Linked DNA regions of Homo sapiens: region 2 is linked to region 1. The links are chromatin contacts, found by Hi-C or POLR2A ChIA-PET in ENCODE. All regions are on one chromosome and are shown on one strand. Each heading gives the region's core, a stretch centred on a gene start or an enhancer-like site at or near the end of the contact. The rest is flanking DNA. Distances are from core to core; before and after follow the strand shown.

Region 1 (6,256 bases), core at 1,493-3,992:
GGACAGAAGAACCATTTGCAAGAGGGCTGAAGGCAAGAGTACAGCTGGGAAGAGAATTGCAAGTAGCTCCTAGAGTAGGAGAAAAATGATGAAAGACAATGAATTAAAGAGATAAATAGAGGCTCAATGCCAAAACAAACAAACAAAACTGTATAAGTCACTCTAAAGAATTTGAACCTTATTCTCAAGACACTAGGAACCCAAGAAAAGAACTGGTCAGTTGAGTCACAGGCTCAGATTTGACCTTCAGAGATATCACTTAACTGCCCTGAGGAGAAAGCAGTGGAATGCCTGATAGGTGGCAAGAGCTGCTGGTGGTCTGGATTTGCATAATTTCTACAGAGAGAAGATACATTTAGGAGCTAGCTTTAACATGACTTGCTAATTGATTGACTCTGGTGGTGGTGGTGGTGGTGGTGAGAATGAAGTAATGTTAAGGTGACTTTCAGGTTTCTGGGGCATTCATCTGGATGGAGGGAAGTATCCACTCTTTAAGACAGTGAATTCAGGAGGAAACAAGTCAGTTTCAAGGGTGGTGAAATTTAATTCTAGACATGTTACATTTGAACATCCAATTTTTAATGACCTGTGGGTAATTGCACATATGGATTTCGAGTTTAGGAAAAAGACCTGGGCTGAAATATGGATGTTGTATATGTCAGCATGTAAATGTAAATGGAATTCATGGAAGAAGATGAAATTATACAAGGAGAATAAAGAATGAGAAAAGGAAATGAGCCAAAACTCCCCAAAATGGTAGCACATTTATATCCCTGTCATATGTCTCATGTCTCAAGAGCAAGCCTCCATACTGATGTTACCTTGCTTATGCATAATGGCATGTGTACAATGGAATCTTTCTTCTTTTTAAAAACTTCAATGAATTATACCTAATTTTCCTTGTATGAAATAGATGGGGGGCCGGGTGTGGTGGCTCACGCCTGTAATCCCAACACTTTGGGAGGCCAAAGCGGGCGGATAGCCTGAGGTCAGGAGTTAGAAACCAGCTTGGCCAACATGGTGAAACCCTGTCTCCACTAAAAATACAAAAAAATTAGCCGGGTGTGGTGGTGGGCACCTGTAATCCCAGCTACTTGGGAGGCTGAAGCAGGATAATTGCTTGAACCCAGGGGGTAGAGGTTGCAGCGAGCCGACATCGCATCACTGCACCCCACTCCAGCCTGGGTGACAGACTGGAGTGTCTCCATCTCAAAAATAAAAAAATAAAAAAAATAAATAAAAATAGATGGGGGATACTGAGCTGGAAAATCCTTACTATGACTGTAGTGTGTTTTGTCTACTCCCAAGCAGACAAAATCATAAATTCAAAACCAAGGTGCCATCATTATAGATATTTTCTAATTATAATTATACATCATCCAAAAAGGTAGTAGCGTTGTTGTTAATGGTAGCTGGAAATAAGAAAATGGGATACCATATCTAAAATAGGGTGTGTTAACTTCAAAGTGAGTCTTTTCCTTCCCCCGTAAGTGGGAGTGATTTGCTACAGTGAAAAATCAATGGGCCTTAGAGTCAGGGTTAAAGTCTCAACTCCACAAGCTATCTCCACTCCTCAATCATGAGCAGTTTACGCAACTCCAAGGACAGACAAGCTTGGGCAGACAGCATGCAATAAACAATGTATAGAAGTGAAAACTTACTTTAAGCTTCCAGGGTTTGTTTTTTGGTTTGTTCATGTTTTCTGTCTTGCTTTTATTTTTATTTTTTTTGCAACAAACACATTAGTTACGTTCTCTAGGTCTATTTCCTTACCCAGAGGAGGAAGGCCCCTTAGCACATGATCTCTGCGGTCTCCATTAGTTTCAACATCTTGTGGCGCTGATCACCTGTAAGTTAAGGAACAAACTTCACTGGGAAGTCCTGTAGCCTGAATCCAGCCCCAAACATCCACTCCCCCAGCTGAGGAGGCCGGGAGGTACTTTTACCCTGGTAGCATTCTCAATCAACATGTGTCATTACTCAAAGCGCAAGTGGACCAAGGTGCATATACTAATTTTTTCCTCCAAGGTCTTAGTTTTCATTTTACTTTGAAATGTCACTGTGACTACTTTTATTATTACTATTACCAGGAATCTATGATTGCCATCGAGGTCTATTAGAAGGTCATCTCCCATCCCCCACCCCGCCCAGCTTTATCCAGTGCACGAAGGCTGGCTATTTGTAATTCAATATACACTTTCCAAAACCACGAGTTTTACGTTTTATTATTGTTTTTACTTTTGAAGCCGATGTATGGGGGAACACCCACCAGCATTAACGTTGAAAGAGCTGTTTTCATTGAAACCACTCTTTCATCTGTGGATGGTAGGATAATTTATCAGTGTCTTTAATTTGGAATTGAAAAGTTTCCTGAAAACACTGCTAATTAAACTTTACTTCCCTGAAGTTCTCCTAAATACCTCCAACTCCGAGAACTAGCCCAGTATTTGCTCACTTCCTTTTGCCTTTCAACTCCATTTGATATATGTTTCCCACGACGTAGTGGAGACTTCTGGCTGGAGAGGCTGGAAAATATAACTCTGAATTTCCTACAATCTCAGCTCCACTTTCTCCCGCGCGTAGGCCCCCGGCTGGAGCGGTGTTATTGTCACGTGGCCACGGGGACGCCCGCAGCCGAGTCGGCCAATGGGCGCGCGTCGGCCTCTACCCGCCCGCCTTGCTACTCCGCCGCGCGGGGACTTGGCGCAGTGCCGCGGGGTGGAGGCGAAAAAGTTTCTTTTGCAGACAAGAAGGGGCTTCGGCGAGCCGACGCTGCTCAAGCTGCAACTCTGTTGCAGTTGGCAGTTCTTTTCGGTTTCCCTCCTGCTGTTTGGGGGCATGAAAGGGCTTCGCCGCCGGGAGTAAAAGAAGGAATTGACCGGGCAGCGCGAGGGAGGAGCGCGCACGCGACCGCGAGGGCGGGCGTGCACCCTCGGCTGGAAGTTTGTGCCGGGCCCCGAGCGCGCGCCGGCTGGGAGCTTCGGGTAGAGACCTAGGCCGCTGGACCGCGATGAGCGCGCCGAGCCTCCGTGCGCGCGCCGCGGGGTTGGGGCTGCTGCTGTGCGCGGTGCTGGGGCGCGCTGGCCGGTCAGACAGCGGCGGTCGCGGGGAACTCGGGCAGCCCTCTGGGGTAGCCGCCGAGCGCCCATGCCCCACTACCTGCCGCTGCCTCGGGGACCTGCTGGACTGCAGTCGTAAGCGGCTAGCGCGTCTTCCCGAGCCACTCCCGTCCTGGGTCGCTCGGCTGTAAGTATTCTTCCCGCGGGGGGAGGGGGCCCGGGCCGCTGGAGATTCGAGAAAACAGGAGCCGGCGGGGAATGGGGTTCGGCGTGCAGTCCCCTTTTTGCCGTATAGCTCCTTCTGGCCCAGGCCGCGATCGGCGCTCCGTGGGCGTGGAAAAAGAACTGTCCGGGCCTCAGTTTCCCTCCCACGTGCTTTGCGGGCGGCGCAGGTGGGCTCTTGGCGCGTCCTAACTGGCTGCAGGTAGACCAGGGTTGGGGGCCAGTAACGACGCCAGAGATTGGGGATGAAGTCCTGCGCCCTAAGCTAGCCAAGGGGTTCAAATGCTTGCTCCTGCCAGGCCCAGGGGAGATAAGCGGCAACCTGCACACATCAGGAGTTTGCAGTTCTCGCTGAGTTATGAGTCTGGTTCAGTTTTAGTTTCTAGCTGCGTCAGACTCCTTTTCCTGTTCCCACCCAGTAACTGAAGTCAGGCTTTTCATTTGGGAAGCCCCCTCAACAGAATTCGGTCATTCTCCAAGTTATGGTGGACGTACTTCTGTTGTTCTCCCTCTGCTTGCTTTTTCACATTAGCAGACCGTAAGTTCCCACTCCTCAACCAGATTGTAAAGACTGGTCGGTAGCTATGGAAAGGGCGGAACTCGATTATCCAGAATCAAGGGCGTGATTTCTGTAGCTCCTCAGAACGCCCAGACGGTTTAGGGGAGAGCGCAGGGAGCTCTTATGCAAGTTTTTGGATTTTTAGCTGCGAAGTCTGAAAACCTGAAATCACTGCCAACTGCGTGAAGAACAAGGAAGAAAATGTAATTTAGTTGGAAATGCTGATCTTTTCCAAATGTCATCTCTTTTCTTCCTCAGTCCCAGTTTTAAAATTGGAGTGCTGTAAAAAGTAAACAATCAAAATTTGTATTTTTTAAAGTAGTTGTTCTGTTTAAAATAAAAGTGCACTTCATACGTAATCTTATATTTTGACTTAGCAGAATTGCAATGAAAATTTTAAGTTTTTAAAACAATTCTAGTGAACTATTCCAATGCCCTAATGTGGTAGGAGGTTTGGTCAGGTGTTTAAGAATTTATATTTTAAAATTATTGTGCTAATCTAAATAACTTTTGTGAATGTAGAATTGTTGGCCATCAGAAAGTATATTCCTTGTGTTTTTAATAAGCCTTAGTTTAATAAAGTAGAATTAGTATTGGATTGATATTTAATTTCTTGGGACGTTTTATTTAGTAGTTTTTATTGCAATTGGAAGAGGAGATAAGGTCTTTAACCGAAAGCAGGGAGACTTTCAATTAGTTGTGGCTAATTCTGTTAAATTGCCTCTTGTGGAGGTCATGCTGCCTTATTCATGAGTGAATGGCTCTATTGACAACATATGGAACTGAACATGTAAATGACTGGAGGTGAACACTTAGGAATAATAGAGGGATGAGAAAGAGAAAATGAATACAGTGCTTCCTGGAGTGTATTTAGATATGCTTAGATTATTCACGGCATCTAACTTGTATTCGATAGTTTTTCAATGTCAAGTTGTCTATTGTGATCATGCTAGTGTGCAGTACTTTTTTTCTTTTTTCCTGGATTTAGATGTTTAGAAAAAAAATCTGTGTTGCCCTTGATCAGAAGTTGAGTTGAACCAAAAGGGGTTCGATACCTATTTAAACATTGTCTTAAAAGTAGCTGACCTAATTAGGATTTTGTTTTGCAGATAATTTGGTGGCACACTAAAAACAAATTAGAGTTTATTTGGTTAGCACAGTCTTTAATTACATTTCCACCAGCAGTAAATTGTCTCAATACTAGCCCACATTCCTTAAATGTATGTGAAAATAAGTTCCACTTGTATAAATAAGCACTCAGTCTGTTGTCAGGAACCCTGCTGTGATCACTTATTGGACAGCTCTGTCATTCCTGTACTTCTGTGACTTTTAACCATCTTTGTAGGTGTCACCAAACCATGTGGTCTGGATTCTTTATTGTAAATATTTCTTTTGTTTGTACCTAAAGCTCTAGAGGTCTCCTCTTTCCACTTTTGAAAGGAGCAGAAAAACACGTGGAATTGAGTTTTACTTTCTCTGTTATTTGGTATTTTAGAATAGGTGGTCTAAAAAGCTACTAAAGTTTTTCGTAATTAGAAAAATCGTCTTAAGGAGATGATTTCCGAGTTCAGATATAAATAGAAAAATGCATGTTTTTGTTCCCCATATCTTACCTTCCCTTTCCTTGGGTAATCAAAATAGTAGGAGTTTGTCTTTGGACTGGCTTATGAAAGCACTTTTCAGAAAAAGTTCAGTGTCTATCTTTTGTTTCATTTGTTGAATTTGCAAGTTTAAGAAAAATTACGTGTGTATGTATTTTTTCCACTTTATTTGGTTGTGATTTATTACTATAGGAGTCCCATGTGTGAAAAGTCGAATAGTTTGAGCTGTAAAATAATAATACTGTATCAGTACTCCTTTTAGAAAATAACCTCTAATGCTTTAATGAAAGTGGCTCTTAAAGAGTAACTATGTGAGCGAGACTTTGTCTAAAAAAAAACAACCCAGTAACTACGCCAAGCCTTGCTCACAACTGCCATTAAAGGCAAGCTAGAGTTTATGTCAAGAGTTTGCGCTTAAACAGTTCTCAACCTAAAGAGGAATGCTTGTTAGAATGTTATTTAGCCCAGAGACGGAAAAGTTGCTAAATTGCCAATGAGAACTTCCAGTATTATTAAATTCTCACTGGCATTTCAGAATTATTTGTCTTATGTAGAAATGTTTGAGTTCTCAACAGGACCCAGGCGAAAGTCCCAAAGGTAGTTTCTGCTGGTGTGACTTCTTTAGTGTTGACCTGTTATAAATCTTATGGTCCGGACCACAGTTGGGGGTGGGGTGGGGGTAATAGTCCTTATGGTTTTCACAGCTGTTTTTCTGTATTTTCCAGACTAAAACTTGAATATAGCAGGCTGATTTATGAGTCACTTTGGATCAGTGTCTTAAAACAGCTATAGCCTGGCTTTTTGTTTTTCAGCTT
Region 2 (6,256 bases), core at 2,074-4,573, 980 kb after region 1:
CAATCCTACCACCTCAGTCTCTCGAGTAGCTAGAACTACTGGCATGCACCATCATGTCTGGTTAACTTTTTAATTTTTTGTAGAGATGGAGGTTTTTTGCTATATTGCTCAGGCTGGTCTCAAACTCCTGGCATCAAGTGATCCTCCTGCCTCAGCCTCCCAAAGCTCTAGGATTACAAGCATGAGCCACCACACCCAGTCACAATTTGTTTTCCTTTGGGTAGCCAGTAGTGAGATTGCTGGGTCAAATGGTAGTTCTATTTTTAGTTCTTTGAGAAATCTCCATACTAGTTTCCACAGAGGTTGTACTAATTTACATTCCCACCAACAGTGTATAGGCAATCTCTTTTTTCTGAATTCTCATCAATATCGGGTTGTTTTTTGACTTTTTAATAATAGTCATTCTGACTGGTGCAAGATGGTATCTCACCGTGGTTTTAATCTGCATTTCTCTGATGATTAGTGATGTTGAGAAGTTTATCATGTTTATTAGCCACTTGTATGTCTTCTTTTGAGAAATGTCTATTCCTGTCTTTTGCCCACTTTTGAATAGGGTTATTTAGTTTTTTCTGGTTGAGTTCCTTGTAGATTCTGGATATTAGTCCTTTGTTGGATGCACAGTTTGTAAATATGTTCTTCCATTCTGTAGGTTATTTGATTCTTTATCTTACTATGCAGAAGCTTTTTAGCTTAATGAAACTCATTTGTCTGTTTTTGTTTTTGTTGCATTTGCTTTTGAGGACTTGCTCATAAATTATTTGCCTAGGTCAATCTCCACAAGAGTTTTTCCTAGGTTTTCTTCTAGGGTTTTTATTGTTTCAGGTCTTAAATTTAACTCTAATTCATCTTGAGTTAATTTTGGTATATGGTGAAAGAAAGGGGTGCAGTTTCATTCCTCTGCATGTCTATCCACTTTGTGTAGCACCATTTATTAAATAGAGTGTCTTTTCCCATTATATGTTTTTGTTGTCATTGTCTAAGATCAGTTGGTTGTAGGTATGTGGCTTTATTTCTGGATACTATTTGCAATACCCTTCAGCTACAGGAATAAGTAAAAACGTACAAACCAAAAGCTGCAACATTTCCTTACTAAATTAGCTAAAACTGTTTCAATACTCATTGTTGAAGAAACAGATGGAAAAAAATTCATACCACAGTATCAATGGTTGTCTAGGTATTGGAATTTTTTTGTTACATTCTCCTGAAATTTTCTAATGTTCCTCAATAAGCATGTATTACCTTTATAATCAGAAAAATAAACTTTAAAAAATCAAGTGGGCTTTGGATGCCATGTGTAACTTCATCTGTATACAGTATAAAGACATAGGTATGGAATAAAAACACATTAAGGAAGAGATAATGAACAGCAAATACAAATGAGTTTTAAAAAGAAAAAGAATTACCACAAAGAAATTAGAGCAAGGGCAAAGATTTAGCTATAAGGATTTTCATTTCTCCATTGCAGCACTAATTGAGAGCAAAAATGGCCAGGCCAGTGGCATGTAATCATAGCTATTTGGGAGGCTAAGGCAGGAGGACTGCCTGAGCCCAGAAGTTCAAGACCAGCCTGTGTGATACAGCAAGACACCTCCTCCTCAAAAAAAAGGGGCGGCAGGGGAAGACATCAATTGTTTAAATATCCAACAAGAGGTATAATGGAATATATACAACCATGTTAAGTGTCTTTTTTAAACAAAATATGTTCATTAAAAGTTTTTGGGTGTTTTGTTTTGTTTTTTTGTTTTTTTGTTTTTTGAGCCAGAGTCTTGCTCTGTCGCCCAGGCTGGAGTGCAGTGGCGCCATCCCGGCTCACTGCAACCTCTGCCTCCTGGGTTCAAGCAATTCTCCTGCCTCAGTGAGCTGGGATCGCGCCACTGCACTCCAGCCTGGGCGACAGAGCAAGACAACAGCTCAAAAAAAAAAAAAATTCAGGCTGGGCGCGGGTGGCTCATGCCTGTAATCCCAGCACTTTGGGAGACCGAGGAAGGCAGATCACTTGGGATGAGGAGTTCGAGACCAGCCTGACCAACATGGTGAAACCTCATCTCTACTAAAAATACAAAAATTAGCTGGGTGTGGTGGCGCCGCCTATAATCCCAAGCTACTCAGGAGACTGAGGCAGGAGAATTGCTTGAGCCCAGGTGGTGGAGAGGTTGCAGTAAGCCGAGATCGGGCCACTACACTGCAGCCTGGGCAACACAGTAACTTTGTCTCAAAAAAAAAAAAGTTTTTTAAGTTCCAAACTAGCATATACAGTATGATTCCATTTTGAATTTGTACTTACTATAATTCATAGAAAGGGTCTGGAAGACTCCTACAAAGTATTCACATTGGTTGTCCTTAAATGGGTAGGATTTGGAGGTTTTGTGTTTTGGGGGTTTTTTTGGCCTTCATTTTCTAAAGCAAAAATAATTGCTTTTTTAATGGGAACTAAATTATTTAAAATTGTATAAATCTATCACAGTAACAAATAAATTACATATAATTGTAAAGAGTTTACCACCTGTCAGCTGTGAAAGTTGATCATATAAATCGGGTCACTTTTGTCATACCAGTTAAAGAGTGGAGAGGCCAGAGGGAAAAAACATTCAGGTCACAAATATCACTTGAAAAATATAATTCTCTACAGGCCTGGCTGCTGAAACTGCCTGCTAACACTTAAAACCAATTTAATCTAAAGGCTACTAAGACAGTCTGCTACAATTCTAAGACTAATTTTACCCACCACCGTCACTCAGCAATCAGTTTGCCAACCCCACCAAAACATTAATAGTGCCAATAAACTCTCTTGGAGACCAATACGTAACATTTCTCCTTCTTATAAAGTCTCTAACCTCTTCACTCTTCAGACATCCCGAAGACCACCCCAGTCTACATATATGCCCCAAATTACTATTTTCTTCCCAAATAAAGCATTCTAATTTCAAAGATTCATCTCTATATTCTGACTTAACAGCTTTTAACACTTAATGCTGTTTTTTAGTTGACAAATAAAAATTATATTTATAGTATAAAACATGTTTTGAAATATATATACATTGTGGAATGGTTAAATAAAGCTAACATGTACCCTTCGGCTTTTTAAAAACTAACGTCCAATTCATCCAATTCCGTGAGAGTAAAGCCTTTGCTTAGCTTTCCAGTCCTGTTAAACGGGGGGGAAACAACAAAAGGGTCCTCAGGGCCCTGCCCAACAATACGCCACATTCTGTCTAGTAAAGCCACACAGCCAGAAAACGCCAGGTGACTGGCAGGCAGATACTTCCGGAAGAAGTCGGCCCTCCGAACCCGGAAGTGAAGCGATAAGACGCACGGTGTTCTGGGAGGAGTTACGCAGGCAGGGTTGTGGTTGCTGGCTGTTACCAGGACAACCGGAGGCGATTGACCGTTATCTGCGGTTTGGAGCCGTTAGCGGGAGAGGCAGAGATATTCAGAGGTCTTTTAGGATGCGCTAAAGGGTCGTGAGGGCTCTCTTAAAATTTTCTTCACAAGCGGTTATCCAGTCGTGCCCCGCGGCCCTGCTGCTGGCCCCGGGGATCTGAGTCGTACCCTCTTGTTTTTCTCTGAGTCAGTCTTAAGGTGAAATGAAGTGTGGCCCAGTGGCTCCTCACTGTCGCTTCTCTAGTTTTCTGCCTCCTTTTAGAAAATGTAAGTTGAGAATTTCTAATTTACATCGGGATGTGTTCTAATGCGCTTGTTTTTAAAACTGTGGAAAATTTTTAAAAGAAAATAAATCTCACCAGTCATCCAGCTACCCAGAAGTAACATTTTCATGCATTACCTATTAATTTTTTTCTCTGCATATTTTTTCATAGTTGAGATAATTTAGGGAAAACCATTTTGTGTCCTTCATATATGGATGAATACAATATAATTTTGGTATTAATATCATAGCAACAAAGAAGGCATTGAAGGCTTTAAATCTGTTTACAGTGAATTGAAAAGACAGGATGAAGTGGACACAGCATGTGAAGACAATTCTTTCAAGAAGTTTGGCTGTCAAGGAAAACAGAGAATGTGAGTAGCCAAAGCAGAATGACAGTGAAAGAAAGAAATTGGGAGCCAGACAATACAGCCCGACAGTTTACGCCTGTACGGATGTACCTCTTTCACAAAAGATTGAGTATGCTTGGGGAAAAAAAATACACACTATAATAGGAGAAAATGATGAAGAGAAACTGAGGTAAAGGTAATTGGAAAACAAAATAAAGCCAGGGGTATATTAATACCCCAAAACTTCATACCAAAAGGTCCGTGTATTTACTAGAGGGGTGCCACAAATTGGGCTCTGAGGTTCCTAGCAATTAAACCAAAGGGAAAATATAAGTTTAACATGATCCGTATGAGGGAGGAGGCCTAATGGCATATTATAGAATCCTGTTACACATTAGCTGTATGAAATTGATTGGGTAATGTAAGCTCTTTAGACCTCATTTCTCCGTCTCTTAAAGAGTGGGGAGAGGAAGCAGGAGACTGTTAGACGAGTTGATCTTTTAATATCTCTTCCACTACTGACAGTCTATGATCATATAGGCCAGAGACGGCAAACTCAGATGCCTAAATTAGGGACTAAGAAAGTTTCATAAGTGAGGAAATGGACTGAATGTGACAAAAGCAAGGAGTGATAGAGATTGGAATGTTAGAGTTGATTGAGCTGTCCCATCTAAAACTCCAGCCAATTCTTGCAAAAATAAGGACTCAGTGTTGCCTGATTTTTCAGGAGAAACAGGAAAATCATATTTTTGATAATATTATACAAAACAAAACACCTCTACTAGCTAGATACAATTTGTGGGTCACTAATTTTCAACCTCTGCTATAGGTGAAAGGACCTCAACAAGAGGGATAATTGCTTGAATTAAAGAATTAAATATGAAAAAGAGGAAGAAGTCAAAAAGAATACCAAGATTTCCCCTTGGTAATAAGAAGGAGTTAGTAACATTGATACTAAAATCAGCAGAAGGTTTGGGGAGAGAAGGTGCTTTATTGTGAGTTTCTTGAACATGGGGCAAACTTATTTATGTGTATCCATAGCACATGAATCCAATTCAGCTGCTGGATTTGAGAAATCTGTGGGATTTATCAGGGGAAAGGGCGCAGGAATGTAGGTCAGGAGTTTGGGGAAAGAAGATGAAAAAGGAGTTTAAGATGTAAGATTCATTCTTTCAATAAAGTTTTATTGATTATATATCACAATATGTATTTTCACGAGACTCTAAACTGTCTGAGGGCAGAAAGCACGGGGTTTTTTTTAACCACTTACCCAGCTCCTAGCACAATACATAGTCAGTGCTTATGTATGTTGAAAAAACAAATGAAAAAATACAAAACACTGTGCTTTACAGTATAGGAGATGCAGAGTTGAATTAGAAAATCTTAAGGGAACAAGAAACACTGGGGTCTGCTTGAGGGTGGAGGGTGGGAGCATGCAGAGGAGCAGAAAAAATAACTATTGGGTACTAGGCTTAATACGTGGGTGATGAAATAATCTTTACAACAAACCTTCATGTGTACCCCCAAACCTAAAATAAAAGTTTAAAAAGAAGAAAATCTTCTTAAAGAAGTTTATAGAGCAGGGGCCCCATCTCCTTAAAAAAAAAAAAAAAGAAAAAGGAAAAGCGACTTTATAGGCCAGAAAGTAAGACAAGTCTTAACACATAAGGAGCTAATGCAAGTTTTAAAGTAGTGCCATTAAAAAAAAAAAAGTACCATGGGATTCAGAAGGGAAAGATCTTTTTAGAAGAAGTTAAGAAGTTAAGCTCTGTCTTTCTAGATAGTGGACAGTTAGGATTAGATCACACAGGTGTTGGGAGAGGAACTGATCAGAAGCAGTTAAATAGAAGATGTAGGCTGGGTGTGGTGGCTCACACCTGTAATCCCAGCACTTTGGGAGGCTGAGGTACGTGGATCACTTGAGGTCAGGAGTTTGAGACCAGCCTGGCCAACATGACAAAACCCCGTCTCTACCAAAAATACAAAAATTAGCCGGGTGTGGTGGCGCACACCTGTAATCCCAGCTACATGGGAGGCTGAAGCAAGAGAATCACTTGAGCAGGGGAGGCAGCCACTGCCCTCCAGCCCGGGCAGCAGAGTGAGACTCTTGTCTCAAAAAAAAAAAAAAAAAAAAAAGTGTATACCCTTCTTTTGAAAGTATTTGAAACTGCCAAAAAAAAAAAAAAAAGAGTGAATAGTGAAACAGTTTGAAGCCAGAACCTTGAGAATCACCCACATATAAAGAAGGTGAAGAAGAAAAACC

What was found. A loop is a pair of places that touch in the nucleus more often than their neighbours do. ChIA-PET counts read pairs that join two places held with the same protein, here RNA polymerase II (POLR2A). Pooled maps may share reads with other maps.
Region 2: a pooled map shows a loop between it and region 1 (3-fold over the local background). The contact joins the promoter of GIHCG here to the promoter of LRIG3 in region 1. A Hi-C loop is called at or near these places in 1 of 168 maps with a recorded cell type or tissue (gastrocnemius medialis), 3 of 37 single-sample maps with no recorded cell type and 9 of 50 pooled maps. POLR2A ChIA-PET finds 5 or more read pairs at or near these places in 2 of 52 experiments (MCF 10A and Panc1).

The regions. Positions count from the first base shown.
Region 1 is chr12:58,916,990-58,923,245 of GRCh38, reverse strand. LRIG3 (leucine rich repeats and immunoglobulin like domains 3) reads left to right here and starts at 2,742. Exons shown (of 19, transcript NM_153377.5): 1 at 2,742-3,246. The coding sequence starts at 3,011. It overlaps LRIG3-DT (LRIG3 divergent transcript), which reads right to left and starts at 2,542. Exons shown (of 6, transcript NR_183518.1): 1 at 2,456-2,542; 2 at 1,774-1,847. RefSeq lists silencers at 1,858-1,967, 2,586-2,695, 3,116-3,195 and an enhancer at 3,576-3,845.
Region 2 is chr12:57,933,231-57,939,486 of GRCh38, reverse strand. GIHCG (GIHCG inhibitor of miR-200b/200a/429 expression) reads left to right here and starts at 3,323. Exons shown (of 3, transcript NR_038269.1): 1 at 3,323-3,648; 2 at 3,934-4,017. RefSeq lists enhancers at 2,897-3,397, 3,398-3,898.